Regions from separate parts of the Homo sapiens genome. Here region 1 is linked to region 2. A link is a loop called in an ENCODE intact Hi-C map of the cell type or tissue named here. Cell type or tissue: HepG2. All regions are shown on one strand. Links, peaks and the distances in the headings refer to the core of each region. The heading gives the core; the rest is flanking DNA. Region 1 has its middle 4.3 kb from the start of LINC03085. Region 2 has its middle 24 kb from the start of ZNF254.

Region 1 (8,021 bases), core at 1,349-6,348, 79 kb before region 2:
AGAAAATACATTCAATGATCCAATAGTAGACTGAAAAGGCATAAACAGAATTTTCAGACCTTTAAATGGGTCTTTTAAAATAATCTACTCAGACAAAACTAAGAAGAATTTTAAAAAACGAACGAAAACTTTGAGATGTTTCTGACTACATAAAGTGACTAAACATAAAAATTATCAGTGTTTCTTAGAAAGAAAAAAACATGAAAAAGTTTAGAAAACCTATTTAAGAAAATAAATGATGAAAAATTTCCAAGTCTAGCAATAGAATTAGACATACATATACAGGAAGCTCAGCAATCACCAGTAAAATAAATTGCAAAACAGACTTCATCATGGCACATGATAACCAGAATTTCTAAAGTCGAAATGAAATAACTAATTATAAAATCAGCAAAAGAAAAGCATCTAGTCATTTATAAAGAAAACCACATCAGACTAAAAGCACACTTCTCAACAGAAACTTTACTGGCCAGAAGATAATGGAATGGCACTTAGAGAGTGTTGAAATAAAAGTGCCAGCCAAAAATTTTACATCAAGGTAAATTAACCTTCACAAATGAAGAAGAAATAGTCTTACCCTGACAAATAAATGCTGGGGAAACTAATTACCACTAGACTGGGTCTATAAAAGATGTCAGGGATTTCTTTTTTTTTTTTTTTTTTTTTTTTCTGAGACAGTTTTGCTCTTGTTGCCCAGGCTGGAGTGCAATGGCACAATCTCGGCTCACTGCAACCTCTGCCTTCCAGGTTCAAGTGATTCTCCTGCCTCAGCCTCCCAAGTAGCTGAAAGTACAGGCACCCGCCACCTCACCCAGCTAATTTTTGAATTTTTAGTAGAGACGGAGTTTCACCATGTTGGCCAGGCTAGTCTCAAACTCCTGACCTCAGGTGATCAACCCACCTCAGTCTCCCAAAGTGCTGAGATTTCAGGCATGAGCCATTGTGCCAGGCCGGTACTTCTAATAGAAAAACAAAAGATTGATATTCACCATCATTAAAACATACAAAAGTATAAAACTAACAGGTCTTATAAAACAAAAGACAAAAAGAAATAAATCAAATCACAACATGACAGAATTTTATTAAACCAGAAAGATAGATGAAAAAAAAAACAAAATAATTAACATTATGATAGTAACAAAACCTACATGTTAATATTAATATTAACCATGGCCGGGTGAGGTGGCTCATACCTTTTGGAGGCCAAAGAGGGTGGATCACCTGAGATCAGGAGTTTGAGACCAGCCTGGCCAACACTGTGAAAACCCATCGCTACTAAAAATACAAAAAATTAGCTGGGCACGGTGGTGGGCACTTGTAATCACCGCTACTCAATAGGCTGAGGCAGGAGAATCACTTGAACTTGGGAGGCAGAGGTGGCAGTGAGCCGAGATCGCACCATTGCACTCCAACCTGAGCAACAAGAATGAGACTCCATCTCAAAAAATAAAAAGAAAAAGAAAGAAAAAATTAACCTTGAATATAAATTAATTAAATCCTTCATCAAAATGTATAGATTTATGATATGAATAAGAAAAAATCGTCCAACTCTATGGTGCCTACAAGAATCTCACCTTACTTGTAAGACACATATAGATTAAAAATAAGGGAGGAAAGATATCAACAGAAACAGAAACCAAAAGCAAACAGGAGTATCTGTATGTATATCAAATAAAACACTTTAAATAAAAAGTGCAACAAAAAGGGTAAAGAAGGTAATCATCCAATAATAAAGAAATCTTTTCAGCAAAAAGATATAACAATTCTAAATATCTATGCACCCAACATCAAAGCACCCAGATTTTAAATAGAAATATTATTAAACCTATAGAAAGAGATAGTAACACAATGATAGTGGAGAAATTCAACATTCTACTCACAGCATCAGAGAGACCATTGAGATAGGAAATTGGCAAATCAACAAAGTACCCCCATAAATCACAATTATATCAACTACCTACTTAGATCACAGGAGAATAAAACTACAAATCAATATCAAGAGAAATTTCAGAAACTATAAATTTACAAAGAATTTAAACAACATACTCCTGAACAGTCACGGTGTAAATGAAGTAATTAAGATGGCCGGCCAGGGGTGGTGGCTCACAGCTGCAATCCCAGCACTTTGGGAGGCTGAGGCAGGTGGATCCCCTGAGGTCAGGAGTTTGAGACTAGCCTGGGCAACATGGCAAACCCCATCTCTACAAAAAATACATATTAAAAAAGCTAAATGTGGTGGTGCACACCTATAGTCTTAGCCACTCGGGAGGCTGAAATAAAAAGATCGCTTTAGCCTGGAAGGCAGAGGTTGCAGTGAGCCAAGATTGTGCTACTACACTCCAGCCTGGGTGACAGAGTAAAACCCATCTCAAAAAGAAAATTAAAATGAAAATTTAAAAATTGTGGGAAAAAAGATGGAAATAGAAATGCAATATAATAAAACCTGTGAGATATGCAAATATAGTACAAAGAGAGCAGTTTATAGCCTAAATGCCTGCATCAAAAAAGTAGAAAGCTTACATATTAAGGACTTGACATCACACTTCAAGGAACTAGAAAATTAATAACAAACCAAATTCCAAGTTACAAGAAAAAAAAAAACAAAAATCAGAACAGAACCAAATGAATTTAAGACCAAAAACAATAAAAATGATCAACAGAATAGTTGATTTTTCAAAAAGACAAAATTGATAAACTGCTAGCTAGCTTAACCAAAAGCAGAAGACAGATCTAAATAAACAATCAGAAGTGAAAGAACAGACATTTCAATGGATACAACAGTAACACAAACCAATAATGAGTAGCATGATTGAGGCAGTAATAAAAAAAGTCTTGAAAAAGAAAAGCTCGGGAGTAGATAAATGGACAGCCAAATTCTACCAAATGCACTAAGAATAATAATCCTCCTGAAACTCTTCCCAAAAATTCAGGATAATGAAATTCTTCCTAAGTCACTCTGAGGTATCACCTTGACACCAAAACTAGTCAAGAACACAACAAAAAAAACTATTATTATGTTATTATTATAAAAAATAGATAAATGGGATTCAAACTAAAATGTTTAGGCACAGCAAGAAAAATAATCAACAGGGTAAATAGGCAACCTACAGAATAAAAGAACATATTTGCGAACTATGTGCCAACATGTAACTAATATTCAGAATTTACAAATAATTCAAACAACTCAAAAATGTCATAATAATAAAAAAAGGATTCCATTGAAAATAGGCAAATAACATTACTAAGCATTTTTCAATAAAGAATACAAATAGCCAACATGCATATGAAAAAAAAAAACTCAATCTCAACTAAAAATAGAGCTACCATTTGATTCAGAGATCTCATCATTGGGTATCTACCCAAAGAAAAATCATTTATTATATGAAAATGATATCTGGGCCAGGTGCGGTGGTTCACGCCTGTAATCCCAGCACTTTGGGAGGCCAACGTGGGCGGATCATGAGCTCAGGAGATCGAGACCACCCTGGCCAACACGGTGAAACCCCATCTCTACTAAAAATACAAAACATTAGCCGGGCATGGTGGCGGGCGTCTGTAGTCCCAGCTACTCGGGAGGCTGAGGCAAGAGAATGGTGTGAACCTGGGAGTTGGAGCCTGCAGCGAGCCAAGATCGAGCCACTGCACTCCAGCCTGGGCGACAGAACAAGACTCCGACTCAAAAAAAAAAAAAAAATGCTACCTATACTTGCATGTTTACTGCAGCATGCTCACAATAGCAAACAATATATACAAGAAAAGTTTAATATTAAAAATATATAGGAAATTCAAAGTAGAGGCAAGTATAATAAAAACAATTACAATCCACCTGAAAAATGGTCAAAAGACTGAAAAAATATTTTGCCAACATATACAAATAACCAATAGATATATAAAAACGTGTTCAATATCACCTACCAACAGGCAATTGCAAATGAAAACAATGAGGAACTACCATTTCAAATCTGTTAGGATTGCTAATATCAAAATGAAAAAATAGAAAAATAACAAGTAACATCTGTCATTAATGTTCCTAAGATTTCTGAAACAAATCTTAATATCACCACTGCTCTCACACATTTCAGACATGATGGGAAAAGAAAACTTAAGAAATAATCTTATATGCAGCTGCTCAAAAATAATCAAGAGGCGTTCTTATATCCCCCCAAAGCAATGGAACAACAGGAATAACATGTGATACCTCATAAGCCATAAAGAGGACCTTAGCTCTCACAAGACCCTCAAAGGAAAATCACTAAGTAGGAAGTGGAGCCCTTAGAGAATTTAAGGGTATGGAACAAAAGATGCTCCTATTTGAGAGCTAGAAAAAAAAATGACTTTCTAGGAAATATTTCCATTGAAGCAGAGCAACACATACCACATTTTAAGGTCTGGAATTCTTTGACCTTTGTACCTCTTGTCTTTGTTATCTGCCTCATTCATGCTTAGCTATCTGAGTATTTGACTACTGTCTCATATCTCTTCACATTCCAGGGCTCTTTTATTTGCTTAAAGCAGGAGATCAGATCAATGTTAGAGACATCAAGGCCTGTTTTGTTAGAAAAAAAAGTAATATGACTTGCTGGGATTCTCCAGTTACCAACCTAGTACTCTGTTCAGTAGAGAGGAGAGAATATTATGAAGGATTCTAGAATTTTAATTCCAAAATACTGTTTTCTGACAGAACCTTTAGAATATTTAGGTTAAAATATTTAATATGTATTTTAGTTTTCTGGATCCTTAGCTCTACTGTTCAATACTATTGAATTTAAAATTGGTGATGAATATTGGATTTTAATACTTGGGGAAAATACTTTATGCCACTGAATTTCTAGAATTATCATTAATCTAGAGTGAAAGATACAGTTTAGCTCAAGAAAGGGGAAGTTTCCTGTTAAGATATAACATCTTGAAAATTTTCTTTTCTATTCCAATAACTTCAAGTTTTCCTTAATTTTATTGATCTAAAAATAATTTATGCATAGCAAAAATTCCCAAAATCATTCTACAAAGGGATAAAATAGAAGCTTTAAGGTATATTAGGAAATCTGGGGAAAAATTACTCTCACCTAAAGAAAGCAGGTTTCTGTAGTTCTCTAACACCGCATCTCTATATAAATTTCACTGAGCAGGATTCAGACACACCCACTACTCCTGAGAGAATTCTATGGCCACAGCCTTGAATATTAACATCTTCTAAAAAACCCCAAACACCCACACATATTTAGAAAGTGGCCATAGGCAGAATGGTTAATTTTACTCTAGGTGTTTGAGAGTTAAGAGAACTGGCTCTGTTTTACATGAGACTGAAATTATCCAGTAAAATATTATTTAATAGAGAAAGCTTCTCTAATGTATTCCATCATTCTGAGGAAAGAGAATAAGATCCACAAAACCAGTGTAGGTACTATACTTTTCTGATGATACAGCATAAAATGTATGGCACAAACACAAGCATATACAGTTTTGAGTGCTATATTTACATTATACAGAGTAAACTGTGTATAGTTCCCATATGGAGAAGTCACAGGACATTAGAAATTACCTCTCAAATTTTAATGCATACATCAATAAACTGGAGATTTTGTTAAAATATGTATTCTAACTCAACAGATCTGGGATGAGACCTGAGTTACTGCATTGCTAACAAACTGACCAATGATGTCAATGATTCTAGCTTAAGGAAAATACTTTTTAAAACATATAGTAAGTGACTGAACCTGGGTTTTATCCCACTGTATATGACCAGTAAAAAAAAGATGACACACTTCATTTTCCAAAGCAACGTATAAACAAAGATAAACTATTAAGAAAAGGAATGTAAGAAAAATGGATGTGCTGTGGTCAAGAATAGGCCGAGGTAAACATCTGGTTCAGCATGACTCAGTGAGTTTGGAGCACACATGCACAATTCTACTCATTATGTAACCTGGTTGTGTAAGATCATACTTGGCTCTCAGCCACTATTATGTGTTAGGAGTACACAGAAAGGTGGACAGGAGAGGGAGAGAGAGTAAAGCTGCTGACCCTGTACACAGGGCTCATGACCAGGCTTGTGACCATAGAGAGAATAAAGCCATGCCAAAACTCCCCACCAATCCTCGATTGTTTTTCCAGCAACCCACCACTCACCCACCGACTCCCGTCAGACCTCAGCTTGGACTGGAACCTGATACTTGGTGTAACAGGGGAGATTTCAGATTAAATGTGTTTATTCACATTAATCAGAAAGTCTCTCCAAAGTAATTGTGAATAATACAGTTTTTATAAAGTAACTTTAGAGTGAAGAAATCCTGGCTGGGAGTGGTGGCTCACACCTGTAATGCCTGCACATTGGGAGGCCAAGGCAGAGGGATCATGATGTCAAAAGTTCAAGACCAGCCTGGCCAACATGGTGAACCCCATCTTTACTAAAAATACAATAATTAGCTGAGCGTGGTGTCTCATGCCTGTAATCCCAGCTACTCAGGAGGCTGAGGCAGGAGAACCACTTGAACCCAGGAGGCAGAGGTTGCAGTGAGCTGAGACCGTGCCATTGCACTCCAGCTCTGGATGACAGAGCAAGACTCCATCTCGGGGAAGGGGGAAGAAGTCTTTCAGAAAACACATTAACCAAGTGAATAAAATTAATGGGACAGATTGGTATTATGTGCTGATACATATAGGATGATGCAACATGACTTCGGTGAAATTACTGGCCAAAAAATGTAAATCAGAATCAGAATCTAATTATGAAAAACATGTTTTATGTAAAGTTCAAGCCACATGTTGCCCATGTTTTGTAATTTCTAATAGTGTATTTAAATACTCTCTGTAGCATTCTAGAAGTCACATTTCTTTGAATTACTTCCTTTGCATATCTTTCTAATTATTCCAGGCTACCCATTCTTTTTCTTTTTTGGGGGGGGGATGGAGTCTACTCTGTCACACAGGCTGGTGTGTAATGGCACAATCTTGGCTCAAGGCAACTTCTGCCTCCTGGGTTCAAGTAATTCTCCTGCCTGTCTCCCAAGTAGCTAGGACTACAGGTACACACCACCTTGCCCAGCTAATTTTGTGTGTGTGTGTGTGTGTGTGTGTGTGTGTGTTTTTAACTGGAAAATGTTTTCCAGATTTATTGCTTGTGTGTGTGTTTTTAGTAGATACAGGGTTTCACCATGCTGCTCAAGCTGGTCTTGAACTCCTGACATCATGATCCACCCACTTTGGCCACCCAAAGTGCTGGGATTACAAGTGTGAGCCACCGTGCCCAGCCTAATTCTATCCTTTTGTTTTGTTTTGAGATAGAGTCTTGCTCTGTCACCAGGCTGGATTGCAGTGGCGTGATCTCATCTTCTCATCTCACTGCAACCTCTTTCAGTTTCAAGTGATTCTCCTGCCTCAGTCTTTTGAGTAGCTGGAGTTACAGGTACATGCCAACAAGCCCAGCTAATTTTTTATTTTTAGCAGAAATGGGGTTTCACCATGTTGGCCAGGATGGTCTCGATCTCCTGACCTCGTGATCCACCCGCCTCGGCCTCCCAAACTGCTAGGATCACAGGCATGAGCCACCACACCTGGCCAATTCCATCCTTTTTAAGTGTGCATTTAAAAATTATATTCTTCATAGAGCTGATGGAGCATTCAGATGGAACCTAAACAGTGCACTTTTCTCCCTCACTGATATCTGAGGACCCAGCACCATCCCCAATAAGAATGTTTTATATTCCCACCTGCCCAGGCTGACCTGTCAACATAGGGAATACTTCCAATATTTCAGCATATAAACTCAAGATGAGTATTATTTGTGATATGTAAGAAGCCTGGATGGAGAGAATAAAGACAAGTCTCTGATATATAGGGGAGAATTATTTTAAAGAAGTCCTTTCACTGTCATGAGAAGAAAAGGGGAAAGGTAGTTGAAATAATCTTCTTAGGCAAAAGCATCAGAAGTAGAAATGTAAATGACTGCAATTCTAAACACATGACATTCTAAAAGAAAATGTGGACACTGTTTTTACCTGGGACACACTTATCTGAGAATC
Region 2 (8,021 bases), core at 1,388-6,387:
ATGAGAGGAGAGTCACATCAGATATGTGCTGGGCCCAGCGATATGTCAAATTTCCTACTGTGGACTGCTCCAGAAAGATAAAAAGAGTCCTGTCATTTAGCCAACTGACCCATAGATATGTCACAATGACCATTTCGGCAGGAACCAAGCAGAAGAATCACATCCCCTGTGTGCTGGGCCCAACAATAAGTCACTCTTGCTTCTATTAGCATGACCCAGGCCCAAAGGTATATTAAAAGCTAACCTATGGACAAAGTGAAGATAAGAGAGGAGAGTCACATAAAATAGTTGACGGGCAGAAAACTCACATCATCTAGGTGTAGGGCCCAGCAATATGTCACAAGGTCTTACATGGGCAGGTCCAAGAAAAAAAATATATCCCTTTGGTGCTTAGTTCAGTAATATTTCACAATCTTTCCTGCAGGAGAAAAACTAAGAAATAAAAGAAAAAAATTAGCTATACGCTGTGAAAGGTCACAATTCTTCCTGGGGGCAGAGACCAGGTAACACAAGAGAGTCACATCACCTGTAGGATTGGTGCAAAGACATTTGTATTTTTATTTTATTTTATTTTATTTTTTTTGGAGATGGAGTCTCACTCTGTTGCCCAGGATGGAGTGCAGTGGTGCAATCTCAGCTCACTGCAACCTCCACCTCCTGGACTTAAGCGATTATCCTGCCTCAGCCTCCTGAGTAGCTGCAACTACAGGCACCAATCACCACACCTGGCTGATTTTTGTGGTTTTATTTGTTTTGTTTTGTTTTGTTTTGTTTTGTTTTGTTTTGTTTTGTTTTGTTTTAGTAGAGACAGGTTTTCACCATGTTGACCAGGCTGGTCTCGAACTCCTGACTTTGTGATCTGCCCACCTTGGCCTCCCCAAGCGCTGGGATTACAGACATGAGCCACCATGCCCAGCCACAAAGACATTTCAAAATGCCTCCTGTAAGCAAGGCCTAGGCATAAAAGTTACATCACCTGAGTGTTAAACCCAGCAATATGTCACAATGCCCCAAGTGGGCAAATCACAGGCAGAAGAGTCACAAATTATCAGTGCAGGGCCCAGCAATATGTCACAATGTTCCCTGAAGGCAAACCTAAAAGAAGAATCACATAAGCTAGGTGTTGGGTGTAGCAATATGCTACAGTTTCCCTGTAAGCAAGGACCAACAGAAGAAGAGAGTCACATCATCTGGATGCTGGGCCCAGTAATATGTCAATCATCTTTCCTGTAATAAAGACCCAGGCAGGAGAAATATATCATCTGGTTGCTGACCACAGCAATATGCCACAACTTTCTGTGTAGGCAGGGTGTAGGCAGAAAAGGAGAGTCACATCTCCTGGATGAGGAATGCAGAGACATGTCACAATGTCCCCTGTAGGAAGGGCCTAGGTAGGAGACTCCCATCCCTTAGGTGTTGAGTTCAGCAATATGTCACAATACCCAAATATGCAGAGCCTGAAAAAAAGAGGAGAGTCACATCACCTAGATGCTAGGCCAGTGATGTGTCACAATTTCTCTGTGAGCAGAGATCAGGCAGGAGAAGAGAGTAACATTACCATGATGATGGGCATTGAGTTATGTCACAAGGTCCCCTGTAGGCAGGCCCAGAAAAAAAGTTACATCCATCACCCAGGTGTTGAACCCAACAATATTTAACAATGTCTAATGTGATATATTGTGCCACAACAGGTAAGGCACATTTGGGAGAGTCATAACATGGGTACAGGATTCAGCAATAATTGACAATACCCAAAATTTGCAGGATCCCTCCCACAAAAAAAGGGAGAGTCAAATCACCGAGGTGCTGGATTCAGCGATAAATCACAATCTTACATTTGGACTGAGACCAGGCAGCAAAATCAAATCACTCGGGTGCTGAACATAGGCATATGTAACAATCACACCCACAGGAATGTCCAGTAATGAATTAACAATCCTGCACAGGTCCCAGTTCTAGGTATGAGAGTCACCACACCATTACATCTGTGTGCTTGGCCAAGTTATATGTCACAATTCCACCTGTGGGTAGAGAACAAGCACAAGAGTCACATCAACTGTGTGCTGAGCCAGGGTTATGTCACAATCTTCCCTGACAGCATGCACCAGCAAGGAGAGTCACATCACAGAGTTCTCAACCAGAGATGTTATAATCCTCTCCTGAAAGCAGGGCATAGGAAGAAGAGTATGATCACCTGGGTGTCACAAGGCTCACTGTAGGCAAAGCCCAGAAAAGATAGACAAAACACCTGGTTCCTGGGCCCAGCAATATATCACAATCTTCTCTATGGGAAGAAGGCAGGTAGAAGTAGAGGGTTTCATCTCCCAGGTGATGGATAAAAAAATATATTCCAAGGCCCTCTGTGGGAGGGGCTCAGGCAGAAGCCTTCCAACCCCTAGGTGTTTGTTTCAGTGATATGTCACAATAACCAAAATATGCAGGTCTCAGGCAAGTGAGAAGAGCCACATCACCTAGGTGCTAGGTCCAGTGATCTGCCACAAATTTTTCTTTTGGCAGTGCTCAAGCGGAACAGAAAAGTCAAATCGCCAAGATAATGAATGAAAAGATGTGTTAGAATAGTTCTGTGTGAGAGCCCACACAGGAAAGTCTCATCATAATGTTGTTGGACCCAGAGACATGTTGAAATACATGATGCCAGCCAGGTGCGGTGGCTCACACCGGTAATCCCAGCACTTTAGGAGGCTGAGGTCGGTGGATCACCTGAGGTTGGGAGTTCGAGACCAGCCTGACCAACATGAAGAAACCCCATCTCTACTACAATTAGAAAAATTAACCGGGCTTGGTGGCACATGCCTGTAATCCCAGATACTCAGGGGGCTGAGGCTGAAGAATTGCTTGAACCTGGGAGATGAAGGTTGTGGTGAGCTGAGATTGCACCATTGCAATCCAGCCTGGGCAAAAGGAGCAAAACTCCATCTCAAAAACAAACAAAAAACACAAAAACACATATTGCATGCAGGTCTCAGGCACAAGAGGAGAGTTAACATCACTTAGGTGCTGGATGCACCCAAATGCACATCACAATTTCCTCTTAATCACACCCCAAGCAGTAGCAGAGACTCCTATCATCTAGCATGTTGGTCCAGCAGTATTTCACAATACCCCTGAGGGGTGGGCCTAGGTAAAAAAGTAATATTACCTAGGTGAGAAGCCTAGAGATACGTCACAATGTCCTTTGTGGGTAGGGCTTAGAAAGGAGAGACACAGCCTAGGAGCTGGGCTCAGCTTTATGTTCCAGTAACCCCAGTGGAAAGAGGCCAAGAATGAGAAAGAGTCACATCACATAGGAGCTATGTCACGTGGCATATCACAATTCCCACTGTGGACAAACTCCAGAAGAAAAAAGTCACATCATCTAGGTGGGAGGCCCAAACATGTATCACAGTGACTCCTGTGTACAGGGACCAGGCAGAATAATTACACCACTGTTTTGCTTGCCCCACCAATACGTCACTCTATTCTGTGGGCATGGCCCAGGCAGAAGAGGAATGTCACATCACATAGGTAAAACGGGCATTTACCTCAGCTTTGCCCGTAGAAGAGATTGTAATGGGTCAAGAAATGTGTCACAATGCTCCCTGTGGTCAGGCTTCAGGCAGAGGACTCACATCTTCTTAGTGCTGAGCCCAGCCATGTCTCAATGCCTTCTAAGGGCAGAGCCAAAGCAAAAAAAAAAAAAAAGTAACATCACCTTAGTGTTAGGCACAATCACATGTCATAATCTCTTTTGTGAGCAGAACCCAAAAAAAAATTGTCACATCAGCTACGTGCTGGGCCCAACAATATGTTCCAGTACCCCCTGTGATTAGGGACAGGCAGGAAAAGTAAGTCACATTTCCAGGGTGATTGGTGAAGACATATATTACAATCCCCTCTGTAGACCGGTCCAGGATGAAGTGTTACATCACCTGGTCGTTGGACTCAGGCTATGTGTTTAGGGCACAAGCAAAAGATAAACATAACATAGGCCCAGCAATATGTCACAATACATCTGTGGGCAGCACCAAGGCAGAAGAGCCGACTCACACCACCTGGGTGCAACACCAAGCAATGTCACAATGACCACTGTGCGCTTTATCAAAGCAGAATAGAATCACATTACCAAGGGTATGGGCCCGGTGATATGGCACTGTGGACTGGTCCCAGGAAAAGACAAATAACTCAGATGCTGGGCTAAGATGTATGTCACATGACACTTGTAGAAAGGTCTTGTGATGACATTAACAATTACACTCATGTCCTGAGTCAAGGAATGACAGTCAACACTTCCTGCATGTTGGGTCTAAGTACAGGGGTCAGTCTCAATGGTGGACTGGATTTGTGCATAAGAGCCTCAATTTCTTTTGCAAATTATGTGCCTTAGTCTAGGCAAGGAGGCTCACACCTGTAATCCCAGCACTTTGGGAGGCTGAGGTAAGTGGATCACTTGAGGTCAGGAGTTCAAGACCAGCCTGACCAACATGGTGAAACCCCAGTTCTACTAAAAATACAAAAAATTAGCTGGCATAGTGGTGGGCACCTGTAATCCCAGCTACTCAGGAGGCTGAGGCAGGAGAATCACTTGAACCCAGGAAGCAGAGTTTGCAGTGAGCCAAGATCGTGCCACTGCTCTCCAGCCTCGGTAACAAGAGCAAAACTCCATCTCAAAATAAATAAATTATGCTCCTTAGTGAAGTTGCAGTCACAAAGGTGTGCTGAATTTTGGTTAACGAGTCACTAACCCAACTGTGGACAAAAATCCACAAATGAGAGTCAATTTTCCAACACTCAGCTGCCTCCAAAAGTGAGATTCAGAACCTCAAAAGAAGAGTGTGTTTAAGTGGATGACAATCTTTGGTATTGACTGGGTGTGAATATAAATTTCAGTCTCACCTGTGTGCTTCTCTCTGTCAGGACACTCTCTTGTGGACTGTATATGGTGTGCCTGAGAGTTGCAACCTGCTCTGAACACATGATCTAATGTGGTCCCAAGTCTAGGTATGACATTTAACATCTCTCCAATTAGCTGGGTCCAGAGAGGAGAGTCCTCACCACTATGAGCTGGGTTTAGAAATGATTCACCATCTCAAGTGTGGCCACATGTTCACATAAGATAGTCACAATTTTAAGTATGGACTGCATCCATCCATGAGAATTATGACCTCATCAGTCAGTGGGCTCTTTCATGTGTGAGGATGACAATCCTAAAAACTGGCAGGATGTGCTTACATGAAACATGATCTAACCTGTTTGCTGGGTCCTATGGTACAGAAGACATGCTCTGTACCATCCAAGTGCTTTACACAATATACAAGAGAGTGGTAATTCTCTATAACCTTCATACAGAGAGACCACCAGGATTTTACTCCTTTTTCTTTTTCTTTTTTTTTTTTTTTGTGAGACAGAGTTTCACTCTTGTTGCCCAGACTGGAGTGCAACGGTGTGATCTCAGCTCACCACAACCTCCACCTCCTGGGTTCAAGCGATTCTCCTGCCTCAGCCTCCCGAGTAGCTGGGATTACAGGCACGTGCCACTATACCTGGCTAATTTTTTGTATTTTTAGTAGAGACAGGGTTTTTCCATGTTGGTCAGGCTGGTCTTGAACTCCCGACATCAGGTGATCCGTCCACCTCTACCTCTTGAAGTGCTGGGATTATAGGCGTGAGCCGCCACACCCAGCCAGGAATTTTACTCCTCTTTCTAAGCCTACCTGTGAGAGACAGTGTCTCTTCTATTGGCTGGTAGGAGGTATTAGAGTCACCATCAAACCTGTGAGCTGGGCCGAGATATATGTTACCAACCAACTTGTTGGCACAAACCACCCAGGAGAGTGACATTACCTGGATGCTGGGCAAATGATATGTAATTTTTTTCCCTGAGGGCTGTGAAAAGGCAGGAGAGTCACATCATCTGGGTTTTCAACCAGTGGCATGTTACAATTTTCTCCTGAAAGTTATGCACATGCAGGAGAGACATATCACCTGGTGGCTGGGCCCTGCAGTGTGTTACAACCTTTCCTGTGGGGAGGGTGCAGGTAGAAAAGGCATCACATCTTTTATGTAATGGATGCAGATATATGTCACAAGAACCCCTGTGGACAGGGCTGAGGTGTTTGGCCCAGTGAAATGTCACAATAACCAAAATATGTGGTTGTTAGACAGAAGAGTCACATCACCTAAGTTCTGGTTCCAGTGATATGTCACAATCTTTCCTTTTGACAGGGATCAGAGAGGAGTCACATCGGTTAGGTGATGAACAAAAATAAATGTCTCAATAACCCCATGCTCACGGTCCATGTGAGAGAGTTGAATCACCCATGTGTTGAACCTAGTGAAATGTCAAAATATACAATTTATGCAGGGCCCAGGCAGGAGAAGACAGTACCTTCACCTAGGTGTCAGCCCCAGTGATACATCACAATACCTTCTGTGACAGAGTCCAAGCAGTGGAGAAGAATCACATTACCTAGGTGCTGAGTCAAAAACTATGTCACAAAAATCAATGAGGGTAGGGCCCAGGCAGGAGTCAAATTACCTAAATTAGGGGCTCAGGGATATGTTGCAATGACCTCTGTGGGTAGGACTCAGGAGAAACAGGAGAGTCACATAATCAAGGTGCTGAGTAAAGCTATATGACACAATCACCCAAACTGATAGGCCCAGGCAAAAGAAAGGAGTCATATCACATAGGTGCTGGGCCAAGTGATGTGTCACAATCTTCATTATGGACAGTTCCCAGGAAGGAGAGTCATATCATCTAGATGATGAACCTAGAGATGTCACAATAAGCCATGTGGGCTGGGATAATGCAGAAGAATAGAATCATTTGTGTGTTGATCCTAGTATAAGTCACTCTCTTTTTTGTGTGCATGGACCAGGCGGGAGAGTCATAACATCTAGGTGCTGGGCCCAGAGATAGGTCACAAGCTCTACTATTGGCAAAGCCCAGGTAAGAAAGTAGAGTCACATCAAATAGTTGATGGGCCAAGAGATATGTCACAATGCCCCCAGTAGGCAGGGTTTAGGCAGGAGACAAATTACATTGATGCTGGGCACTGTAGTATGTCACAATGTCTTTTAAGGGCAGGGCCAGGCAAAATAATTTCGCTGATGGGCCTAGTGATGTGTTAGTTTTTCTGTGAGCAGAATCTGTGAAGAAGAGGCAAGTAACATCAGCTTGGTGCTGAAACCAGCAATAGATATCATTATCCCCTAGTGAACAAGGACTAGGCAGGTGAAAAGATTCACATCACCTTGGTGATTGGCACAAAGGTACGTAACAATATCCCTGGAAGGCAGTGGCCTGGCAGGAATGTTACATCACCTGGGTATTGAAACCAGCTTCACAATAGCCTAAGTAGACAGGGCACAGGTGGCAGAGTTCCATCACCTGGGTGCTGAGCCCAAGGATATGTCACAATATTCCTGTGGGCAAGGCTCAGGCAGGAGAGAAACATTTTCTAATTGCTGGATCCAGTGATGTCACAATCTTCTCTGTGGGAAGAATGCAGGTAGAAGAGAAGAGTCACATCTTTCTAGGTAATGAGGCCAGAGACATGCCACAAAGCCTCCTGTGGGCAGGGCCAAGGCAGGAACCTCTCATCCCCTAGGTGTCAGTCCCAGAGATACGTCCAATATTCATAATATGCCATGCCCTGGCAATAAAGGCAAGTTACATCACCTAAGTGCTAGGGCCAGGGATATGTCACAATTCCTCTTTCATCAAGACCCAGGCATAAGTGGAGAGTCACACCACTTGGGTGATGAAAGAAAAGAAACATCATCATACCCCTGTAGGCAAAGCCCATGCAGGAGAGTTACATCACCTAGGTTGTGGCCCCAGTGCCAAAATACATAATGTATGCAGGGTTTAGGCAGGAGAAAAGAGTAACATCACCTAGGATCCTGGCTAAGCAATATATCAAACTCTCTTTTTGGGAATATTCCAAGCAGTAGAGGAGAGTCACATCACCTAAGTTCTCAGTCTAGCAATATGTCACAATGCCCCCTGTGAAAATGAC

Evidence for each region. Hi-C counts contacts between places; a loop is a spot of excess contacts. Peaks named below come from ENCODE experiments on the same cell type or tissue, not always from the same donor. Only the 100,000 strongest peaks of a DNase experiment are listed, where the experiment ranks them.
Region 1: a loop joins it to region 2, with 8 times the contacts of the local background. A loop is called at or near these places in 3 of 110 quality-filtered maps.

What each region holds. Positions count from the first base shown.
Region 1 is chr19:24,138,190-24,146,210 of GRCh38, reverse strand. No RefSeq gene overlaps it. Among named protein-coding and RNA genes, the nearest start is that of LINC03085, 4.3 kb to the left of the region's middle. In HepG2, for the core only: no CTCF peak of the experiment used is centred there; DNase peaks (open chromatin) are centred at 4,460 and 5,940.
Region 2 is chr19:24,059,463-24,067,483 of GRCh38, reverse strand. It overlaps a transcript of ZNF254 not described here. Among named protein-coding and RNA genes, the nearest start is that of ZNF254, 24 kb to the left of the region's middle. In HepG2, for the core only: no CTCF peak of the experiment used is centred there; a DNase peak (open chromatin) is centred at 3,983.